2 separate regions of the Homo sapiens genome follow, and region 2 is linked to region 1. The links are chromatin loops, found by intact Hi-C in ENCODE. Cell type or tissue: CD4-positive, alpha-beta T cell. All regions are shown on one strand.

Evidence for each region. Hi-C counts contacts between places; a loop is a spot of excess contacts. Peaks named below come from ENCODE experiments on the same cell type or tissue, not always from the same donor. Only the 100,000 strongest peaks of a DNase experiment are listed, where the experiment ranks them.
Region 2: a loop joins it to region 1, with 26 times the contacts of the local background. A loop is called at or near these places in 3 of 110 quality-filtered maps.

What each region holds. Positions count from the first base shown.
Region 1 is chr19:20,242,864-20,250,863 of GRCh38, forward strand. The region is part of intron 1 of LOC105372310 (a long non-coding RNA gene); the gene reads right to left. LOC102724427 (a long non-coding RNA gene) reads left to right here and starts at 4,700. Exons shown (of 3, transcript XR_936403.3): 1 at 4,700-4,836; 2 at 5,419-5,584. RefSeq lists an enhancer at 5,199-6,004. In CD4-positive, alpha-beta T cell, CTCF peaks have their summits at 4,312 (motif pointing right) and 4,515; a DNase peak (open chromatin) is centred at 4,328; H3K4me3 peaks cover 352 bases.
Region 2 is chr19:21,886,537-21,894,536 of GRCh38, forward strand. No RefSeq gene overlaps it. Among named protein-coding and RNA genes, the nearest start is that of ZNF43, 54 kb to the left of the region's middle. In CD4-positive, alpha-beta T cell, CTCF peaks have their summits at 3,691 (motif pointing left) and 3,917; no DNase peak of the experiment used is centred here.

The DNA.
Region 1 (8,000 bases):
TATGAGTGTCTCTGCCAAAATGGAAATAATTTAATCAAACAGTGATTCAAGAATTGTCGAGCACCCAGCTATAGTTTGTAGTTTGTGGTCCATGGGAGGAGCTTGAAGGAAAGACATTTATAGGGTGCATGATGAAGAAAACTATATTCAATAATTGCTCAGGTATGGTTATGTAGGTTCTTAATTTGTTCAATTAAGGTGGAAATTTCCTGGTTATGTAATCAGAGCTTAATTGACAGTTTATAGTTGCTTAAGCCTGAATTTTGTTTCCCCTAATGTAAAACTTTTTTTTTTTTTGAGACGGAGTCTCACTGTATAGCCCAGGCTGGAGTGCAATGGCATGATCTCGGCTCACTGCAACCTCCGCCTCCCAGGTTCAAGTGATTCTCCTGCCTCAGCCTCCCAAGTAGCTGGAACTACAGGTGCATGCCACCATGCCCGGCTAATTTTTTGTGTGTATTTTTAGTAGAGATGGGGTTTCACCATGTTAGCCAGGATGGTCTTGATCTTCTGACCTCGTGATTCACCTGCCTCGGCCTCCCAAAATGCTAGGATTACAGGCATGAGCCGCCACACCCGGCCCTACCCCTAATGTAGTAATTAACCAAAAAATGTCCTTGAGTTTAGATTTTTTTATTTTAGAAGTAGGAATTTGAGGACTACAGCCTCCTCAGTTTATTTGCCTGCCACATAATTATTTTCATACCACATAGGGGACTGATTTTCCATGGCATTTTTCACATATGCCTCAAGGGTACCCCATGTTCTTCAGTTAATCATTTTAAAAAAGCATTGGCTAACACTATTGAAAAGATTTGTTTTCTGTTTGTAAATATTTCCAGTGAGAAGAAAGGAAAGACTAATCCCCTGACACTGTAAGGAAGGAGACCACCTTTCTGCTTGTCTCAAGCCTCAGAAAAAGAAAAGAGGAAGCAAAAGCTAAAGAAAGTCAGAAATGAGATCAATAGTTAGACAGCTCCTGGCCACTCCCCAGGGCTGGTAGTTAAAAATCAGCTCCTGACCTAACTGCTTGTATTATCCATAGATTTCAGGCATTGTATGAGGAAGCATTGTGAAATTTTCTGTTCTGTCCGGATTACCGATGCATACACGCTCAGTTATGTACCCCATGCTTGCTCAATCAATCATGACCCTTTCACGTGGACTCCTTTAGAGTTGTAAGCCCTTAAAAGGGACAGAAATTTCTGTCTCAGGGAGCCGGCTTTTGAGACGCAAGTCTCCTGATGCTCCTGGCCGAATAAAGCCTCTTCCTTCTTTAACCTGGTGTCTGAGGAGTTTGTCTGTGGCTCGTCCTGCTACATTTCTTGGTTCCCTGACTGGGAAGTGAGGTGATTAGTGGTTGGTCAAGGCAGTCTTTTAGGTGACTTAGGCCTGTCCTGTGGAGCATCCCCGTAGGGGACTCCAGCCAGCCTGAGAGACACGGATCCTGAGAGTGCTCCCAGGTAGGCAATTGCCCTGGTGGAATGCCTTGTCAGTGCAGTGCATGGGAGGCCCCTGTGGAGGATCAATGCAGTGGCTGAACACTGGGAAGGAACTGGCAACTTGAGTCTGGACATCTGGAACATGGTAAGACCGGTCTTAGAAACTTGCTCACTCCATTTGAGGGGAAGCATGGCCTGATCACCCATGACGTGCCTTTATCGGCATTTTGGTTTTGGTTTTGATTTTGTCTTGGCTTAAATTGCTTGGCACCATGGTTTTGGTTTTGATTTTGATACAGTGTGAATTAGGCAAGTGTGTGACCTTTTACCCTTTCCTTCTTGTAGTGTGAGTTTTGTCTTGTCTCTAGAGAAAAATGGGTCAGACACAAAGTAAGCCTACCCCACTTGGAACTATGCTGAAAAATTTCAAGAAGGGATTTACAGGAGACTATGGGGTTACCATGACACCAGAGAAACTTAGATCTTTATGTGAAATAGATTGGCCAGCATTAGAAGTGGGTTGGACATCAGAAGGAAGCCTGGACAGGTCCCTTGTTTCAAAGGTATTGCACAAGATATCTTGTAAGCCAGGATACCCAGACCAGTTCCCGTACATAGACACTTGGTTACAGCTAGTTTTAGACCCCCCCACAGTGGTTGAGAGGACAGGCAGCAGCAGTGTTAGTGGCAAAGGACAGGTAGCCAAGAAGAATCCCACTCCACCCATCGAGGGAAGTCGGTTCCTAAAGTTCTGTCTGACCCCATATCAGAAGACTCATGGCAGGAAATGGCACCAGTGATGCCTCCCCCTTATCGAGATGAGAGACCCCCACTTCTGAGCCCACAGCACCTGTGCCTCCACAGGACACACACACCCCTAGACCACCCAGAGTAAACAAGAGAGGATGTGAAGCCATGGGAGAAACCCCTCCCTTGGTGGCTCATTTAGGACCTAAGACTGGAACACAGATGCCCCTGAGGGAGCAGTGATATACTGGAGTAGATGAGGACAGGCATGTGGTAAAAAGTCATGCCTTTGTGTATCAACCTTTCACCTCTGCTGATCTCCTCAATTGGAAGAACAATACCCCATCTTATACTGAAAAGCCTCAAGCTTTGATTTGCTCCAAACTATTATCCAGACTCATAACCCTACTTGGGCTGATTGCCACCAACTGCTCATGTACCTCTTTAACACAGATGGAAGGTGAAGGGTGCTCCAGGCAGCAACTAAGTGGCTGGAGGAACATGCTCTGGCCAATTACCAAAATGTCCAAGAGTATGTAAGGTTCCAATTACCAGGAACAGACTCCCAGTGGGACCCAAATGAAGGGCCAGACATGAAAAGACTAAAATGATATAGGGAGGCCCTCCTAGAAGGGTTAAAAAAGGGAGCCCAGAAGGCCACAAATGTTAACAAAGTCTCCGAGGTCATTCAAGGAAAAGAAGAGAGTCCAGCACAATTTTATGAGAGACTATGTGAGGCATATCGTATGTATACTCCCTTTGATTCAGATAGCCCTGAAAATCAGTGCATGATTAATGTGGCTTTAGTTAGTCAAAGCGCCGAAGATATTAGAAGAAAGCTTCAGAAACAGACTGGGTTTGCAGGTATGAACACTTCAGTTATTAGAAATAGCCAATCAGGCGTTTGTGAATAGAGATGCGACGGGTCGTAGAGAAAGCCGTAAAGAAAGTGAGCGCCAAGCCCGGTGAAATGCTGACCTGCCAGCCACAGCTATTAAAGGGGTTCCCCCAAAGGGCTGAGGAATGGGGGACCCCGGGGAAAACACACAGTCTGACTGACCACGTCTGCAGCGTAACCGGTGTGCTTACTGTAAAGAAAGCAGGTCATTTGCAACCTACCAGAACCTAAGACCAGGAGGCAGGTGAGAGAGTTCTTAGGAGCTGTGGGGATCTGCAGGTTATGGATCCCAAACTTTGCAGTACTGGCCAAACCTCTGTACCAAGTCACAAAGGGGGGCATCCAGGAAACTTTTGAATGGGGGTCTCAACAGCAGCAAGCCTTCCATGAATTAAAAGAGTAACTCATGTCAGCCCCAGCCCTGGGTCTGCCTGACCTGTCAAAGCCATTTACACTATATGTGTCAGAGAGAGAAAAAATGGCAATTGGGGTTTTGATCCAGGCTGTGGGGCCCTGGCTAAGGCTGGTGGCCTACCTATCTAAACAACTGGACAGGGTTTCTAAAGTTTGGCCCCCGTGTTTGAGAGCCTTAGCAGCAACTGCCCTGCTAGCACAAGAAACAGATAAATTAACTCTTGGGCAAAACCTAAACATAAAACACCTCATGCTGTGGTGACTTTAATGAATACCAAAGGATATCATTGGCTAACGAACGCTAGACTAACCAAGTACCAAAGCTTGCTCTGTAAAAGTCTCTGCATAACCATTGAAGTTTGTAACAGCCTGAACCCCACCACCCTGCTCCCGGTATCAGAGAGCCCTGTTGAGCATAACTATATAGAGGTGTTGCACTCAGTTTGCTCAGGTTAGCAAACCTGACCTATGGGACCAGCCTTGGACATCAGTAGACTTGGAGTTATATGTGGATGGGAGCAGCTTCATCAACCCACAAGGAGAGAGGTGTGCAGGATATGCACCTCTGGATGCTTTTATTGAAGCCAAATAATTGCCTCCAGGGTTCTTCAGCCCAGGAGGCCGAACTCATTGCTTTAACTTGGGCCCTAGAGCTAAGTGAGACTGTGAACATTTACACTGACTCTCGATATGCCTTTTTAACCCTCCAAGTGCATAAAGCATTATATAAAGAAACAGGCCTGTTAAACTCTGGGGGAAAAGATATAAAGTATCAGCAAGAAATCTTGCAATTATTAGAGGCAGTGTGGAAGCCCCAGAAGATGGCAGTCACGCACTGCAGAGGACACCAGTGAACTCCTACTACAGTTGCTTTAGGGAACTCCTGAGTGGACTCGGAGGCTCAAAAGGCAGCATCCACCCCTTACCGGGCATCAATCACAGCCCCCTTTCTCCCTCAAGAACCTGAACTTTTACCTACCTATTCTAAGGGAGAAAAAAACTTTTTCCAAGTGGAAGGGGGACAGGTAATAAAGGAAGGATGGATCCAGGTATCGGATGGGAGAATAGCTGTGCCACAGCTACTTGGAGCAGAGGTTGTACTGGCTGTGCATTTAACTACCCATCTAGGTCAGGAATCACTTGAAAAGTTGTTAGGCCGGTATTTTTACATCTCCCATTTATCAGCTCTTGCCAAAACAGTAGCGCAGCGATGTGTTATCTGCCGACAGCACAATGCAAGACAGGGTCCAGCCGTTCTGCCAGGTATACAGACATATGGAGCAGCCCCCTTTGAAGATCTCCAAGTGAACTTCACAGAAATGCCAAAGCGTGGAGGTAATAAGTATTTACTAGTTCTACTCTGTACCTGGTACCTACTCTGGGTGGGTAGAGGCTTATCCAACATGAACTGAGAAAGCTCATGAGGCAACCCGTGTGCTTCTTCAAGATCTTATTCCCAGGTTTGGACTGCCCTTATGGATCAGCTTGGACAACAGGCCAGCATGTGTGGCTGACTTGGTACAGTAAACATCAAAGGTATAGGAGATCACATGGACACTGCATGCAGCCTACCAACCGCAGAGTTCGGAAAGGTGGAGTGGATGAATCAGACAATCAAAAACAGTTTAGGGAAAGTATGTCAGAAAACAGGATTAAAGCGGTACTTTTAACCCTGGTACTGTTCAAGATTGATGCAACCCTTCAAAGAGAACAGGATATTCTCCCTATGAAATATTATATCATAGGCCCCTTCCTATATTACAGGGACTCCCAGGCACTCCACAAGAGTTAGGTGAAATTGAGTTACAGTGACAGCTACAGCTACAGGCCTTAGGAAATTTACTCAAACAATTTCAGCCTGTGTAAATGAGAGGTGCCCCATCAGCTTATTCTCCCCAATTCACCCTTTCTCCCCAGGTGATTGAGTGTGGATCAAAGATTGGAACACATCCCCCTTGCGACCACGGTGGAAAGGAGCCCAGACCATCATCTTGACCACCCCCCCACAGCTGTAAAGGTAGAAGGAATCCCAGCCTGGATCCACCATAGCTGAATAAAACCTGCAGCCTCTGAAACCTGGGAGGTGAGACTGAGCCCAGACAACCCCTGCAAAGTGATTCTGAGAAGTGTTTGTGTCCCTGGGTACTTGAGATTAGGGAGTGGTGATGACTCTTAAGGAGCATGCTGCCTTCAAGCATTTGTTTAACAAAGCACATCTTGCACAGCCCTTAATCCATTTAACCCTGAGTTGACACAGCACATGTCTCAGGGAGCACAGGGCTGGGGATAGGGTTGCAGATTAAAATGGAGTCTCTTATGTCTACTTTCTATATGGACACATTAACAATCTGATCTCTCTTTCTTTTCCCCACAGAAAAATATTCACAACTCATTCTGTATGATGTAAATATAGCACTCAAAACTGTATGTGTTCTTGTTCATGCCCTCAATTTTATACTTTATTATCTAGAAAAATATATATGAACCGATGTGGCGGATCTTATGCTGCTCTTTTTTCTCAGAGTTAGAGAATATATTAGAGAATATTTCTGTGTTGAAAACTATTTTATTGGATAATTTTAGTCATCCTATAAGTCAGAACCAGTTCTCTTTATGCTCGCATTTCACCTTAAGTCAAATTGAAAATTCTGCTCATGGCCATTTAAGTAAAGGTGTGTGTGTGTGTGTTTCAGGGACCACTGCAATTTAGGGATGTGGCCACAGAATTCTCTCTGGAGGAGTGGCATTGCCTGGACACTGCACAGTGGAATTTATATAGGGATGTGATTTTAGAGAACCACAGAAACCTGGTCTTCCTTGGTGAGGATAACCTGAATACATAATTCATAATATACCCTAAAGATTTTATTTCTCTTTTTTTGCAGAATTTTTTTAGTAATTTATTCTTTTCATAAAAGAGTTTCAGATCCACTTTTTCCAGAAAATCTTCAGAATTTGTTCATTTAGAAAAGAATTTCTTCAAGATGTTTCATCTTAATCCAGACTTTCCACATTCCTGAGTTGAGCTGTATTCTTCACTCTAAATTAGTGGTAATTCCAGAAACTTAGTGGCATAAAATATTGTTGCCCCACCTGAAAATCTAATTGCCACCACCAATTTTTGATTCAGTAGTACCAGATAGTAAAATTAAGAAACCGGCATATTGAAAGTATTCTTCCTTCCTTTTTTTTTCTTTCTTTCTCTTTTTCTTTCTTTCTTTCTTTCTTTCTTTCTTTCTTTCTTTCTTTCTTTCTTTCTTTCTTTCTTTCTTTCCTTCTTTGTTTCTTTGTTTCTTTCTTTCTCTTTCTTTCTTCTTTCTTTCTCTCTCTCTTTCTCTCTTTCTTTCTTTCTTCTTTCCTTCTTTTTTTTTCCTTTTTTTTTTTTTTTTTTTTGAAGAGTTTCACTCTTGTTGCCCAGGCTGGAGTGCAATGGTATGATCTCCGCTCACCACAACATCCACTTCCTGGGTTCAAGCAATTCTCTTGCCTCAGCCTCCTGAGTAGCTGGGATTAGAGGCCTGTGCCACCATGCCCGGCTAATTTTTTGTATTTTTAGTAGAGATGGGGTTTCTCTATGATGGTAAGGCTGGTCTTGAACTCCTGACCTCAGGTTATCCACCACCTCAGCCTCCCAACGTGCTAGGATTACAGGTGTGAGCCACTGCACCTGGCTGAAAGTATTTTCTAAATATTTATAAATTTCTGTTATGAATTAGTATTTTGGTATTAATTTACTAGAATATTTTATTATATCTGCTCTGCTGAGCACATTTAGTAATGTGCTTATAATTGGAGAATATGAGCAAGACTCATGTTATTTATTTTTAATAAAACAGGTATTGTTGTCCTAAGCCAGACCTGATCACCTGTCTGGAGCAAGGAAAAAAACCCTTGACTATGAAGAGACATGAGATGATTGCCAAACCCCCAAGTAGGTGTGAGTGAAAATGAATACAAGAGACGACAGAGATAAGAGGTCCCAAGGTCAATGAGAAAGCAAGTTTTTAAAATGTGATTCAGGAAGCTGTGTTCCAAAGGAAATAGTTCCTGGGCAGCTGTGTTATTTGTTTATTTATTTATTTAATTTTGCTCCTACAAAGGGGCATCTTCTGTCTTATGATTTTAAATTCTCTAAGGATTCCACTTTTCTTTTGGTGAGCTTCCTTCAAGTTCACAGTGAGAGCCAAAGTCCTCTTCATGGCATATAAGAGACTGCACAGGCTGGGCACATTGGCTCATGCCTGTAATCTCAGAACTTTGGGAGGCTAAGGCAGTGGATCACCTGAGGTCAGAAATTCGAGATTAGCCTGACCAACATGGTGAAACCTCGTCTTTACTAAAAATACAAAAATTAGCCAGGGGGGTTGTTGGGCACCTATAATCACAGCTACTTGGGAGGCTGAGGCCAAAGAATCACTTGAACCCAGAAGACGGAGCTTGCCGTGAGCCAAGATCGTGCCATTGCACCCCAGCCTGGGCAACAGAGTGAGACTCCATCA
Region 2 (8,000 bases), 1.6 Mb after region 1:
TTTAAATTTAAACTTGAACGTCCCACTAGCAAACCGACACTGCCAGTCGGCAAGGGACCAAAAACACCTGTAGGAACAGCAATAGGTGGCTCTCCAGGCAACAAAGAAATATCTCTGGTACAACAGAGATCTACTGCTGCTGAGCCTGTGGTGGTGGGGGACAAGCATTGTACTGAGATTGGTGTTGGGGCTGAGGCATTAGATCCTGTGGCACAAATTGCTGAAGTGGGAATTGGGGTGGAGGTTGAATGGATTGAACTGGGAAGGCTCCCGTTTGGCTGGACGCCAGGGGCTGAGAGTTGAGGAATGCCCCACTGTTTAGAGGGGCCTGGGGCCAGCCCCTCATCCTGTTTCCCCGATTTTTAAAAGGCCGTAAAGGATTGCCATCAATATCAAATCTGGAATGGCATTGAGATGCCCAGTGAAGACCCTTTCGGCATCGTGAGCATACAGTAGAAGGTGGGGCATCTTGTTGCTGAAAAGTTTTTTGTTGTTGTTGGTGGTGATGTAAAGGACAGCGACCTGCATGCCGAGGGCAATTTCTTTTTGCATGTCCCTTCTGGCCGCATATGAAGCATTGGCCAGAGGATTGTCCAGGCATTTGAATAGAGGCCATAGCTTGTGCCATAATCATTGCTGTATGGAGAGTTCCTCCCACCCCTTCACAGGCTTTAATGTAGGAGGTGAGTATATCACCACCCGGTGGAATTTTACCTTTGACGGGGCGAATAGCCGCCTGACAATCTGGATTTGCTTGTTCATAGGCCATAAGTTCTACAGCAAGTCTTTGGCCATGGCTATCAGGAATAGCCTTTTCTGCTGCGTCTTGAAGACAAGCAATAAAGTCTGGGTAGGGCTCATGTTGTCCCTGTCTGACGGCTGTGAAAGATGGGCATACTTTACCATCATCTTGAATTTTGTCCCAAGCATCTAAGTAACATTTTCGCAGTTGTTCGATAACCTCATCATTTAGTATAGTTTGGTGTCGGATTGCAGCCCATTGACTCATTCCCAGTAACTGGTCAGCCGTAACGTTAACAGGGGGATTAGAGCCCTGATTAAGACGAATGCGTTCCTGGACAGCATCAACCCACCAAGTCCTGAATTGTAAATATTGGGATTTAGATAAGACTGATTTTGCCAAAATTTCCCAATCATAGGGTACCAAACGTTTATCCTCTGCTAGGGCTTTTAATGTGGAATGGACAAAAGGAGAGTTGGTGCCATATTGTTTCACTGATTCCTTAAAATCTTTGAGGAATTTAAAAGAAAAACTTTGCCACGTAGCAGGACGTAGCTGAACCTGGCCTGGATGGATGGGGTCAGGCTGAATTACCACCTGAACAGCGGGAATGCCCGGTATTGGCTGTGCCCCAGGAGCCGGCAATTGCAGAGCCTGATTATTTACCCGAGCAGCCTGATTCTCAGGCTGAGGGGCTTGATTATCAGCCTCTTGATCTTGTTGAGCTGCGGGGTCAGCCGCCTGCTGGGCAGGATCAACAACAGGCTGTGGGTGGTTTTGTACTGCTGGGGTGGCAGGTACTGGGGGTTGTAAAATTACAGGAAATTGCCAAGCTTCAGGATCCCCATATTCCCTTGCCTGAACTATAGCCCTCATAAGCGGAGTGTCATCTTCAGGGATGTATGTAATTTGTTGCTTATGAGCGGCAATGGTAGTATTGGCAACAGCAGTTGCGACTGGACCAGGAGCAGAAAAAGAGGTAGAATTTTGAATAGAAGGAGAGTCGAAAAACTGAAAGCCAGGGTGAGAGCAGACTACCTGCTGAGCAGGTCTTTCATGGGCCTGAAAACCAGGCTGCCACGGCAAGTGTGAACCAGGCTTCAAGGGAGCCTGTGACTCTACCCGAGTCTGATTTGTAGGAAAGGAACCAGGCTTCAAGGGAGCCTGTGACTCTAAGTGAGTGCGATTTGTAGGAAGTGGACCAGGCTTCAAGGGAGCCTGTGACTGTAACTGAGTCCGATTAGGAGGAAAAGAACCAGGCTTCAAGGGAGCCTGTGACTCTAACTGAGTCCGATTTGCAGGGAATGAACCAGCCTTCAAGGGAGCCTGTGACTCTAAGTGAGTCAGATTAGGAGAAATAGGATTGAGGGCCTCATTACCGGGCCGAGAATTGGAAGCCTCTTTTCCAAGCTGTTCATATAGCAGAGCCTCTGTACCGGGCTGCATAGAAACGTAATTTGTAGACTCGTTTACAGGCTGCCTGGTCTCATCTGCTATTTGCACGGCGGCAGTGTTGAAAGAGTGAGGAGAGACAGGAGGGTCTGGCCGCAATGGCTGTTGATATGTTTCAGCTGAGTTTTGCTGATTGGGGGAGATAAGTACATTTAGGTCAGTTAAAAGATCATCATAAAGCGGCAATGGGGGTGCAGTAGCCTCTGGCGTAGGTGGTGGTGTCGCAGGCATGTCAGAGTGGAAGTCCTCCTTTGAAATTACGTTCTCAACTTGTGCGGTATCCTCAGGGGAAAGAGAGCTGAGAGCTTCCTCGACCTCCTCAGAGGAGAGGAAAGAGGGATCAGTCTCCATATTGTCCTCCTGAGTCTGTAAGGAGTCTAAGACAGAGCGAACCGAAGCCCAGATTGACCAAATGGTGGGTGGGATAAAATGTCCCCCTTTATGAGCAATTTTGAATTGTTTGCCAATCTCATCCCAATCTTTAAGTTCTAAAGTTCCCTCAGTCGGAAACCAAGGGCAAAGAAGATCTACAACCTCAAATAGTTCAATTAACTTTTCAGTAGAAACTTTAACACCTCCTTCTTTAAGAAGAGTTTTTATAAAATTTAAATAAGCCGAATACTTTGTACTGGCCTGTCCCATGGGGTCCCCGGAAAACTCTGAGTGTTCAAGCTTACCACCAAGTTTATTGACTGCAATCTTCAGGAATCTCTCGTTGAACTCCTCCGCTGATCCTGCACTCAGGGTGCAACTTCACACAGCGAGGGAGAGCCCCACGTCGGAGAGCCAGATGTAGGGACCAGCCCCACAGGGTCAGTGGGTCTCTCCCTGTGTGCGGTGATGAGAGAGTGTAGAAATAAAGACACAAGACAAAGAAACAAGAGAAAAAGCAGCTGGGCCCGGGGGACCACTACCACCAATGCGCGGAGACCAGTAGTGGCCCCGAATGTCAGGCTGCGCTGTTATTTATTGGATACAAGGCAGAAGGGGCAGGGTAAAGAATGTGAGTCACCTCCAGTGATAGGTAAGGTCACGTGGGTCACATGTCCACTGGACAGGGGGCCCTTCCCTGCCTGGCAGCTGAGGCAGAGAGGGAGAGGAGACAAAGAGAAAGACAGCTTATGCCATTATTTCTGCATATCAGGGACTATTAGTACTTTCACTAATTGACTACTGCTATCTGGAAGGCAGAGCCAGGTGTACAGGATGGAACATGAAGGTGGACTAGGAGTGTGACCACTGAAGCACAGCATCACAGGGAGACAGGCCTCTGGATAACCGCGGGTGAGCCGGACTGATGTCAGGCCCTCCACAAGAGGTGGAGGAGCAGAGTCTTCTCTAAACTCCCCTGGGGAAAGGGAGACCCCCCCCCCCACCCCCCACCACTTTCCCGGTCTGCTAAGTAGCGGGTGTTGTTTCTTGACACCTTTTGCTACCGCTGGACCATGATCAGCTTGGTAACGGGCATCTTCCCAGAAGCTGGCGTCACCGCTAGACCAAGGAGCCCTCTGGTGGCCCTGTCCGGGCATAACAGAAGGCTCGCACACTTGTCTTCTGGTCACACCTCACTATGTCCCCTCAGCTCCTATCTCTGTATAGCCTGGTTTTTCCTAGGCTATGATTATTGAGTGAGGATTATCATAATATTGGAATAAAAAGTAATTGCTACCAACTAATGATTAATGATACTCATATATAATCATATCTAAGATCTATATCTGGTATAACAATTCTTGTTTTATATTTTATTACACTGGAACAGCTCGTGTCCTCTGTCTCTTGCCTCAGTGCCTGGGTGGCTTGCCACCCACAAATACAATTATGGGTTTCTACCAGCAAGAAAATCTCAGAGAAAATAGAGATTCTCATGCATATTTTATGAAGCCCTCACATGGTATAGAGAGTATCCTATAAGGGCCCAACACACAAGGGAAATTGTGACACTTGTATGCACAAGCAGCCTACAGTATTAATAGCCATTCTCGTACATGAACACCGCTCACTGTAGAGGTTCTGAATCTAAAACCCAGAGGCAGTCAAAAGTTAAAAAATTGTCCCCCATATGTGAATCCAGTCACAGGTATTGGTGACTCTCAGGCCAATATTCAGCACACCTTTAAGACTGTGACTTTACTAAAAAGACACAGTAAGCAGGAAGGATTGAGGCTTTCATGCATGGATTAAGTACATGATTGAGATTGGGACTCATGTACTTTGACCCAACATACAAAGTGTTGACTCTCGTACCTGGAACAAAGACACACGTGAGATTGTCAATCTCATCTCTAAATCATCCTGCAGGTGTGATTGTAACATACACCTTTTCCCAGCACCTGAGTGATTGGATCCTCCTACCTCAGCCTAGTCCCCAGAAAAAAATTTTGACATATTGCTGGACTGAGCACCTAGATGATGTGACTCTATTTTCTTGGAGCTGCACACAGTGGGTAGTTTGACATATTGCTGGGCTGTGAATTCAGGTGATGTGAGTCACCTCTCCACATTCCACAGGGGGCATTGTGACATATCACTTGGCCTCACATCCAGGTTATATGACTCCTGCCCGCACCCTACACACATGAGCCATTTGTGACATAATGGCCAGCACCCAGGTAATGTAACTCTTTTGCCTGGGCCCTGTTTACATAAGACTTTTGGTCACATCTCTGCACCCATCAACCATGTGATCTGACTCTCTTCTTTTGCCTTATTTCTGCTCACAGGAAAAATTATGGCATATCATTGGGCCCAGCATCAGTGATTATGACATATCACTGGGCTCAGCCCAGCCTAGCTGATGTGGCTCTTCTCTCTCTCTCTCTCTCTCTTTCACTCTCTCTCTTTTAGATTCTGACCACAAAAGAGATTGTGACACATTGCTGAGTCCAACATCAAGATGATGTTATACTTTTAACTTGGCCCTGCCCTCAGAAAGCATTGTGACATATTTCTGATGCCAGCATTAAGATTATGTCAGCCTCCTGCTTGCTCCTTTCCAAAAGGACGCATTGTGACATATCTCTGGGCTAATTAACAATTTGATGTGAGTCTTCTCTCTTACTTTGGTTTTTCTCATAGGAGAAATTGTGACATGTCTCTGAACCCAGCACCTCGGTGATGTCACTGTTCTCTTTTTTCTTAATTATGTCCACAAAAGAAAGAGTGACTTGTCACAGAGCCCAGGACACAGGTGATGTGATTATTCAATCTGGTCCCTGCCCGAGGGGTCACTGTGACATATCTTAGGGCCATCACCAAATAATGTGGATCTCCTGTTCTTCCTGGGACTTATCCACAGTGAAGATTGTAACACATTGCTTGGGCCAGTGTTTATATGATATGACTTTCCTCTTATCCTGCTGGCTAGGGTAATTGGAACATTTAGGTGGCCCAGCCTCTAGTTTATGTAAATCTCCTTTTTTTCCTGAGCCTAACCCACAGGGGGGCATTTCAATGTATTTCTGGGCTTTTCACCTAGGTGATGTGACTTTGCTGCCTGGGCCCTTCCCTCAGGAGCTATTGTGACGTATTGCCAGAACAAGCACCTAGCTGATGTGTCTCTCCACTACAGACAGTGTCATCACAGGGCCAATCAAAAATATGAGATTGTGTTTCTCATATGCATACTTAACCAAGTGTTATAATTGTCACTCTTAAACATGGAAAGAATCCACTGGTGCTGTCCTTAATCTCACACGTGGGTGTAGTCCACAGTTGGAATAGTGACTGTCATATTTGACTATCCAGCTAAAGTTGGGATTGTTACTCATTTCTAAACCCAGATCATAGGCAGGTGAAGACTCTCCTATCTTGACCCAGCCAATGGGAAAGGTGTTGACTCTTATAACTTTGCTTAGTGCCACAGGTTCAAACATGAGTCCATACGAGTAAAAAGGTCTCAGAGAGAATTTGCATCTCTCATGCTTATCATATAAAGTTCTCAGATGATACAGAGAGTGTCCTAACAGGACCCAGCATACAGGTGACATTGTGCCACTTTTATGCACATCCACCCAACAGGAAAGATTAAACACAGAGCCCAGGCAAAAACCTCACACATGAACCCAGCCCCCTGTTGAGGTTTGGAATCTCAAATCCAGACAGAGTACGAAGTTAGAAAATTGACTCTCATATGTAGATGTCATCCACAGGTGTGTTAATGCCTGTCAGATCAACATTCAACACACCTGTGAGCCTGTGTCTCCACTAAAATAACACACTCTGCACAAAAAACCTAGGCTCCAATGCGCAACTGCACACCACCATTGAGATTTTGACTCATGTACTTAGAATCAACATACGGGTGGTATTTACTCTCATATTGAAAACCAGGATGTGTCCAGGAGTGTTAATCTCACCTGTGAACCTTTTTTGCAAGTGTGATTGTGACCTATGCCTCTGCCCATCATCTATTTGAGTCTTCTGCCTGGGACCAGCCAACAGATGGGATTGTGACATACGGCTGGAGCCAGCATTTAAATGATGTGACTCCATTTTTCTGCCTTGGTGCTGCCAATTGGGCCCAGAACCAAGGTGATGTGAGTTTTCTGCCTAAAATCCACCCACAGGGAGCATTATGACAAATCTTTCAGCCCATCAATTGTTTGATGTGACTTTTCTTTTACCGGAGCTTTTTCTTTTTTTTTTTTTGTTATTTTTAATTATTATAAATACATAATGGTTATACATATTTATCGGGTACATGTGATATTTTGATACAGGTGTACAACATGTATGATCAAATCATGCTCACTGGGGTATTCATCACCTCAAGCATTTATCATTTCTTTCTATTAGGAACATTCCAATTCGACTTTTAGTTATTTTAAAATACACAATAAATTATTGTTAAACATAGTCACCCTATTGTGCTATGAAATACTACATTTTATTCATTCTATTTGTGTTTTTCTATCCACTCTTTATTATCCTCTCTTTATTATCCTTTCTTTCTTCTTTTTTTAAAATTATACATTAAGTTCTATGGTACATATGCACAACGTGCAGATTTGTTATATAGATATACATGTGCCATGTTGGTTTGCTGCACCCATCAACTCATCAATCATTTACATTAGGTATTTCTCCTAATGCTATCCTCCCTGCCAGCCCCCCACCCCCTGACAGGTGTGTGATGTTCCCTGTCCTGTGTCCAAGTGTTCTCATTGTTCAATTCCCACCTATGAGTAAGAACATGTGGTGTTGGGTTTTCCGTCCTTGTGATAGTTTGCTGAGAATAATGGTTTCCAGCTTCATCCATGTCCCTGCAAAGGACAGGAACTCATCCTTTTTTATGGCTGCATAGTATTCCATCGTGTATATTTGCCACATTTTCTTAATCCAGTCCGTCATTGATGGGCATTTGGGTTGGTTCCAAGTCTTTGCTATTGTGAATAGTGCCGCAATAAACATGCTTGTGCATGTGTCTTTATAGTAGCATGATTTATAATCCTTTGGGAACATACCCAGTAATGGCGTTGCTGGGTCAAATGGTAATTCTAGTCCTAGATCCTTGAGGAATTGCCACACTGTCTTCCACAATGGTTGAACTAATTTACACTCCCACCAATAGTGTAAAAGTGTTCCTATTTCTCCACATCCTCTCCAGCATCTCTTGTTTCCTTCCTTTTTTTTTTTTTTTTTTTTGAGATGGAGTCATGCTCTGTCCCCCAGGTTGGAGTGCAGTGGTGCTATCTAAGCTCACTGCAAGCTCTGCCTCCCGGGTTTACGCCATTCTCCTGCCTCAGCCTCCTGAGTAGCTGGGACTACAGGTGCCCACCAACAAGTCTGGCTAATTTTTTGTATT